2 separate regions of the Homo sapiens genome follow, and region 1 is linked to region 2. A link is an interaction called in ENCODE POLR2A ChIA-PET data of the cell type or tissue named here. Cell type or tissue: A673. All regions are shown on one strand.

Region 1 (4,000 bases), 290 kb after region 2:
TGCAGTGAGCCATGATCTCACCACTGCACTCCATCCAGCCTGGGTGACAGAGCGAGACTCCATCTCAAAAAGAGAAAAATAAATAAATAATGGAATGCTCAATATTCACTATCCCACAACCCAACTCTGCTTGTCAAAAATCCACTTTTGGAACCCAATAAAAATGAATATGCAAGTTTAACATGTTGGCTGGGCGCAGTGGCTCAAGCCTGTAATCCCATCACTTTGGGAGGCTGAGGTGGGTGGATCACTTGAGGTCAGGAGTTCCAGACCAGCCTGGCCAACATGGTGAAACCTCACCTCTACTAATAATACAAAAATTAGCTGGGTGTGGTGGCAGGCGCCTGTGATCTCAGCTACTCGGGAGGCTGAGGTGGGAGAACTGCTTGAACCCAGGAGGCAGAGGTTGCAGTGAGCTGAGATCAGGCCACTGAACTCCAGCCTAGGTGACAAGAGTCAAACTCCGTCTCAAAAAAAAAAAAAAAAAGAAAAAAAGAAAAAAGTTTTAACATGTTTATGAAGTACCCATTACATGCCTTCTTCCATGAGTTTTTCCAATTCATTCCCACTAGGATCAATCTCGTCCCCTCTACTCAATTCCCATAACACTATTATTTGTGGCATTCATCACACAGTATCTGTAGCTTTATGTATGTTTTCTCTCCTAGTAGATTCTAAGCAACTTGAGAGTAGGAATGGTGCCTCCATCTTTATTTCTGTCTCCATCTTAATATCCTATACCTAGAAGATACCAGGAAGTGTCAGCTGAATAAATGAATCTGAACCTTAATCTCAAAGGCTATGCGGCAGTAAGAAATGGAATGGACAAAAGGAAACGTGAATTTGATATGACTTAAAGTTTTAGATTAAGGAAAACTTCCCTACCTGATTATATCTGTTTAAAAGAAGAGCAAAAGTGTTTTTAACAGATGGAATCTTGCTGTGTTGCCCAGGCTGGAGTACTACAGTGGCTATTTATAGGTGCAATCCCACTACTGATCAGCACAGGAATTTTGACCTGCTCCATTTCCGACCTGGGCCAGTTCACCCCTTCTTAGGCAACCTTGTTGTTCTCCACTCCCAGGAGGTCACCATACTGATGCCAAATTTAGTGAGGACATCTGACCTGCATAGCACACTACAGTGCAGAACTCCTGGGCTCAAGCAATCCTCCTGCCTCAGCCTCCCAAGAAGCTACAGGCAGTACAGGCAAGTGCCATTGCACCCAGCTAAAAGAAAAGCAAATTTTAAATACATACCCTGCTGGGAAACTAAAGTACTAAGTGAACAACACTTACGTGCTTGGATTAGTATAATTCACAGCTATACTATTAAGAAATCTCTGCTGTGTAAATTGGAATGCGAATTCCTTTTTTTTTTTTGAGATGGAGTCTCTCTGTTGCCCAGGCTGGAATGCAGTGGCGCGATCTCCGCTCACTGCAACCTCCGCCTCCCAGGTGCAAGCGATTCTCCTGCCTCAGCCTCCCGAGTAGCTGGGATTACAGGCACCCACCCACCATGCCCAGCTAATTTTTGTATTTTTAGTAGAGACGGGGTTTCACCATGTTGGCCGAGCTGGTCTCGAACTCATGACCTCAGGTGATCCACCTGCCCCAGCCTCCCAAAGTGCTGGGATTATAGGCGTGAGCTACCACGCCCGGCCTATAATGGGAATTTCTAAAATGTTGATATTTAATTCCACAATATGAACCAAGGAAAATTTTACTAGCAGAAATTTATGTATGTAATAAATCATTAGCCTCATATGCACATTATTTGAAATATGCATGATTGGTCATTTTAGTTTTCCCAATAATAATTTATCACTTATCTTATATCCCACTAGTCACACACTAGCAGGCAAATGGTAGCAAGTCTCAAATATGTAAGAAAGGTTTAAAGAAGAAAAAGTAAAAAAACCGTCCAGAATTCTATCCATTGTGTATTTTTCTGTGACTGGAGTTGACATAATTAGTCAATCTTAGCAATAATGTATTGGGTTCACTGGGTGTTCTGAGGATGCACCATTTGAACCACCGGTAAAAGGGTACAGAATGTGTATTGAGAGTCACTTCAATGGCTTCTCAATGACACCACACCAAAGGAGGAATACCTGAAGAGAGAATGGAAACACTGCAGGCAGGATGATTTAAGAACCTGGAAATAAGGAATTTAATCTTGTTCAGCTTGAGGAGTATAACTAAAATTACTATCCTGAGTAACCTGTACTAAATCCATCACTCTGGTAGAATCAGATCAGCTGAGTTTAAATGTCAAGAAAAAATAGACACACACAAAAGTGGCTTTGATTACATAAGTCAGAGGAGGGGGAGCCTACAATAGCTCTTCCCCACATCACACCCCCAAGGCTCCTTCTTAGGGACAGCAACAGCTTTGTCAATGACACAAATGCAGGGTGGCATGAGGTTTCCAGCAGCTTAACATTTTAATTTGGGGTGGGGGTGGAAGAAAATACATAAGTTGCTTTTTGCTCCCCCATCCTAATGCCTTGGGGACCAGCCAGGCTGACCCAAATGGAATCCAGAGCGAGAGTGGGGCCTTGGGTTCCCCGAGGAGTAAAGGGGGCAGATCCAGAACAGAGCAGAAACGGTGATAATTATCTGTATGAAAAAGTAAGGATACTCTAGGTGAGAAGGACTAGCATCAATCTAGATAGCAAACTGGGAAAAAGGAAGAGGAAAAAAAGGAAGAGGTGGCAGCAGGAATAATAAAAGAGAGCCAGACACTTCAGCCTGAGAAATGTGGCTTCTTTTCAGGGTTAGTGGGAAAGATACAAAGAGGCAGATTAGCATCAAGGATCAGGGATCCACAGCAAACAGATGAAGCCCCAACAACTCTTTTTGGTGCTGTTTATCACTTGGCTTGCTTCTGGGACTCAGCTCAATTCTTAGGTGAATTTGGTATTTCCCATCTTGGGTAGTTCCCTGAACTTTAATATCAGGGAACCAATTAAACACACCCAGGAGGCCTGAATTTTGTCTTAATGTGTCAGGGCCCAAGTTACTGGCTCTGTGGGCCCTATTTCCTTAGTTGTATGGATTCTACCTCTAGCAGTATCCCTTCTGAGAAGACTAAATTTGAGAAGCAAATAGAAAAATCACAGTATAATGAAGAAACTATGAATACAAAATATAAAAATTACAAGTCAGTCAGGGTTCTCCTTCTGATCCAAGATTAATTGCCTCCAGAGCTTTTTTTTCTTAGACAGTCTTGCTCTTCAACCCAGACTGGAGTGCAGTGGCATTATCTCGGCTCACTGCAACCTCCATCTCCTGGTTTCAAGTGATTCTCCTGCCTTAGCCTCCCGAGTAGTTGGGATTATAGACATGCGCCACCAAGCCCAACTAATTTTTTAAATATTTTTTAGTAGAGACAGGGTTTTGCCATGTTGGCCAGGCTGGTCTTGAACTCCTGGCCTCGAGTCATCCGCCCACCTCAGCCTCCCAAAGTGCTGGGATCACAGGTGTGAGCCACTACGCCCAGCCTTTAATGTTTTTCTTTTTTTTTTTTTTTGAGATGGGGTCTCACTCTGTTGCCCAGGCTGAAATGCAGTGGCACATCTTGGCTCACTGTAACCTCTGCCTCCCAGATTCAAGCGATTCTCCTGGCTCAGCCTCCTGAGTAGCTAGGATTACAGGTGCACTGCCACCATGCCTGGCTACTTTTTGTATTTTTAGTAGAGACGGGGTTTCACCATGTTGGCCAGGCTGGTCTCCAACTCCTGACCTCACGTGATCCACCTGCCTCGGCCTCCCAAAGTGCTGGGATTACAGGCGTGAGCCACCGCGCCCGGCCATGCCTCCAAAGCTTTTGCCAAACAAATAACCAGCACCAATGTTTCAAAGATAAGGGTGGAGATTCTAGTTTCCAAAGGATAAAACCAAAGCACACCACTATGCATAGCTTGTACCCCCATCCACCCACAAGCCAAGATCCCAGCCCCACTCTACTGTCAGATAGTTACATAGAGGTCATGTCA
Region 2 (4,000 bases):
TACTTTATTCCTTTTTTTTTTTTTTTTTTTTTGAGACAGAGTATTGCTGTGTCGCCCAGGCTGGAGTGCAGTGGTGCAATCTAGGCTCACTGCAACCTCCACCTCCCAGGTTCAAGAAATTCTTCTGCCTCAGGCTCCCGAGTAGTTGGGATTACAGGTGCCCACCACCATGCCTGGCTAATTTTTTTTTTTCTTGAGACAGTCTTGCTCTGTCGCCCAGGCTGAAAGTGCAGTGGTACGATCTTGGCTCACTGCAACCTCCGCCTCCCGGGTTCAAGCGATTCTCCTGCCTCAGCCTCCCGAGTAGCTGGGACTACAGGCGCAAGCCACCACGCCCGGCTAATTTTTTGTATTTTCAGTAAAGACAGGGTTTCACTGTCTTAGCCAGGATCGTCTCTTATCTCCTGACCTCGTGATCCGCCCGCCTCAGCCTCCCAAAGTGCTGGGATTACAGGCATGAGCCACCACACCTGGCCAATTTTTTTATTTTTAGTAGAGATAGGGTTTCACCTTGTTGGCCAGGCTGATCTCAAACTCCTGACCTCATGTGATCCACCCACCTCGGCCTCCCAAAGTGCTGGGATTACAGGCATGAGCCACCGCTCTCGGCCCCATACTTTATTCTTTAATATACTTTCTCATTTTCACCTAACACAAAAGCTGCTTCATAAATATCACACCTAGGAGGCACATAAAGAGAATTTAAGAAAAGACATCAGGCCGGGTGCAGTGGCTCACGCCTGTAATCCCAGAACTATGGGAAGTCAAGACGGGCGGATTATGAGGTCAAGAGATCGAGACCATCCTGGCCAACATGGTAAAAACCCCGTCTCTACTAAAAATACAAAAATTAGCTGGGCATGGTGGCGCAGGCCTGTAGTCCCAACTACTCAGGAGGCTGAGGCAGGAGAATCGCTTGAACCCAGGAGTCGGAGGTTGCAGCGAGCCAACAATGCGCCACTGCACTCCAGCCTGGCAACAGAGCGAGACACTGTCTACAAAAAAAAAAAAAAAAAAAAAGACATCATACTAAACTGAGCAGAATTATAATTTCTAAATGAATGCTGATCCCCTAATTGCCAATGAAAGACACAATCACTACAACTGAACCCCAAAATTGTAACACTTGCAATGCATGGACACTTAGAACAATCTCTAATTTTTCCTTCCTTCCATGTGCTGTTTGACTGTCCTTTTGTACAATTCTAACTCTGGCAGATGGCAGGGAAAGAATACCGCATTTTGATAATATCATACTAAACAGAAAAGAAGAAATAAAAAAGAAGGGGGAGTCTCGAATGAGTAGTTAATAGATATTACTTGCTCTATTATCTGGCTTTTTGCTTCTCCTTAAGAACAACCCCTCTCCCCCACCCACCCCTGTACCCTTGGCAATTCTGAATGATTAGAAACAGTCGGCCAAGCGCAGTGGCTCACGCCTGTAATTCCAGCACCGTGGGGGCCGAGGCAGGTGGATGACTTGAGGTCAGGAGATCGAGACCAGCCTGACCAACATGGTGAAACCCTGTCTCTACTAAAAAAAAATTACAAAAATTAGCCGGGTGTGGTGGTGGGCACCTGTAATCTCAGCTTCTCGGGAGGCAGAGGCACAAAAATCACTTGAACCTGGGAGGCAGGGGTTGCAATGAGCAAAGATCACACCACTGCACTCCAGCCTGGGCTACCAAGTGAGACTGTCAAAAACAAAAACAAAAACAAAAAACAAAAAAGCCACACAATGTGGCCTGTCCCCTGCCTCCTTGCTCCTCACCCCTAAGTATCTTAACAAACTACAGCTGTAAAATCCAGGAGGCATTTCTCTTTTAATCATTCTTTTCTCAAGCACATACACCTTTGAATGGGAACAGAAAGAAGAGACCCACCAGCCTGGACAACACAGGAAGACCAAATTTCAATAAAAAATACAAAAATTAGCCAGGTGTGGTGGTACACGCCTGCAGTCCCAGCTACTCAAGAGGCTGAGTTGGGAGGATAGCTTGAACCCAGGAGGTCAAGGTTGCAGTGAGCCGTGATCACATCACTGCACTCCAGCTTGGGTGACAGAGACCCTGTCTCAAAAAAATAAAAAAATAAAAAAGGAGATCCAGGACAGTTACTACTTCTACTAGGAACATGGTCAATAACACTTGCACACAGAAGCTCTCTCGTTTTGCCACAACACAAATACCTTTTTCTTTCTAAGACAGCAAGGAAAAAAGTGTATGTGTGGATGTGTCAAAAGGGTATTTTTCTTGCTCTAAGCCTCCCCCCTCCCTCTCCTTGTCCATCAGCCCAAGCAAGCAGAGATGACGCAGACTTCCTTATATAATGGCCTGTGATTTCCTAGACTGCAGGCCTTTCCCTTTGTGTTCTGTATACACTTACACACACGAGCGCGCGCACATTCTCATTGCTTTGCAGCCCCTGGCATGATGCCAACACTCAGTCAGCTGGTTGACTCCATTCACAGAGCAGGGTTGGAGCTGACATGGAAAAGGGGAGGGGTAGAGAGGGTAAGGGGGAGGCTAGAACCATCACTGCTACAGACAAAAGAAATTTTAAAAAGGGGAGGAAGGAGAAAGAGAAAACCTTAATAAAACACTCTCCTTATTGCTTCAGCTTGAAGACAACTAGAAGCCAGAGACCCTTACCATTATAGCAAATGGATGAAGCAGAGGGAAAGAAGATCCAAACCGAAAGGAGCTTTGTATGAGAAACAATAATTCTGCAACAAATTTTTTTAAAGCAACAGTGTTTATTACTTCAATCCCATTAGAAACCTCAGCATATTACCTTCTACACATAGCCAAAAACTACTAGAAAGAACTCAGAAGAGATTTCGAGTTTCTGCTTTTAGCAAAGAAAAATAAGGATTGGGGAGGGCAAGACAGTTAAAACTACTTAGAGGTATACATTTTTCCGTTCCTTCCTCTAGCTTCCAGAAAAGTGAGAGAGATAAGAAATAGAGAAAGAGAACAGAAAAAGGAGGAAAATAATGAGATGGGTTTAGGTTTTTTTCGTGTGTGTGTGTGTGTGTGGAGGGTCGTGTGTGTGTGGAGGGTCCCCTTTCTTTCTCTGTTCTATCGTCTCTTTTCTACCGTAAGAGAAGCTCTTTCTGTAGCACAGAGGTGGCCCCCATGCGTGCCAGCCCCCTTGAGAGCCCTGCACAAACCCGGTCTCCAAGCGGGCACTGCCCTGCCAATCACATGGTGTACTGTTATATTAAACAAAAGAAACAGGGGGATGCTTACTTTTACCCATGATGCCTAGCGGGGACAGGAGGGAGGGAGAGAAAAACCAGTTGTAGCCGGTTTATAACCTCAGGACATGGAATTATCTCTTAATTTTTAAAAGTCATTTGTGGTACAAAAAAGTCTGTTAGTCTCCCCACCCTAACTATCCCCCCATCATTGCAGCCTAGTGCCAAACTTTGTCTTCATGAATGAGAGCTAGTTTCCTCTCAAATCATGATGCTTTAACTGTTTAGTTTCCAAAGCCAACATCCAAGATAGGAAATCACAGCATCAATACCAAAGCACACCCCAAATTATAACAAAATGAAGACATACTGCCCACCAAACTTCTTTTCTTTATCCCTATTGCTAGTGCTAGGGAACAGGTACTAATAAGACAGCAGGTGTATTCACTAATTTTTCTTTTTTCCTGAAGCTGTCCCACAGATAGGACATCTGATTTAACCCGATCCATTGACACCGTTCAGGGCAGCTGAATCCGCACCTAACACAAAGCATAGCAAGGTTTCACAGCAAAGTAGTCAAGACAGTACCCATGCATTCTTTAAAAACAGCTTAGGCCTTTGTTATGTATATTTTACTGCAATTTAAAAATTTTTTAATGCTTTAAGCCCAGCCATAGTATGATTGCAATATTATTCCACTTTCCTGTGTCATAGCTAGAACACTTTACTCTTTGCATTCTAGCACCTCCTCACCTACCACATCCCACTTACCACACACACATCCCTATGTCATTCTATAGA

The links. ChIA-PET counts read pairs that join two places held together with the same protein. Peaks named below come from ENCODE experiments on the same cell type or tissue, not always from the same donor. Only the 100,000 strongest peaks of a DNase experiment are listed, where the experiment ranks them.
Region 1: POLR2A ChIA-PET joins it to region 2 with 5 read pairs; 3 of 35 experiments call an interaction of 5 or more read pairs at or near these places.

What each region holds. Positions count from the first base shown.
Region 1 is chr1:154,165,320-154,169,319 of GRCh38, forward strand. It overlaps TPM3 (tropomyosin 3), which reads right to left. Exons shown (of 10, transcript NM_152263.4): 9 at 3,986-4,000; 10 at 1-2,621. The coding sequence ends at 2,618. It also overlaps the pseudogene RN7SL431P. Among named protein-coding and RNA genes, the nearest start is that of NUP210L, 12 kb to the left of the region's middle. In A673, no CTCF peak of the experiment used is centred here; no DNase peak of the experiment used is centred here.
Region 2 is chr1:153,878,764-153,882,763 of GRCh38, forward strand. All of the region lies in intron 1 of GATAD2B (GATA zinc finger domain containing 2B), which reads right to left. Among named protein-coding and RNA genes, the nearest start is that of GATAD2B, 42 kb to the right of the region's middle. RefSeq lists a silencer at 2,270-2,564. In A673, no CTCF peak of the experiment used is centred here; DNase peaks (open chromatin) are centred at 2,418 and 3,248; H3K4me3 peaks cover 1,266 bases; H3K27ac peaks cover 2,321 bases.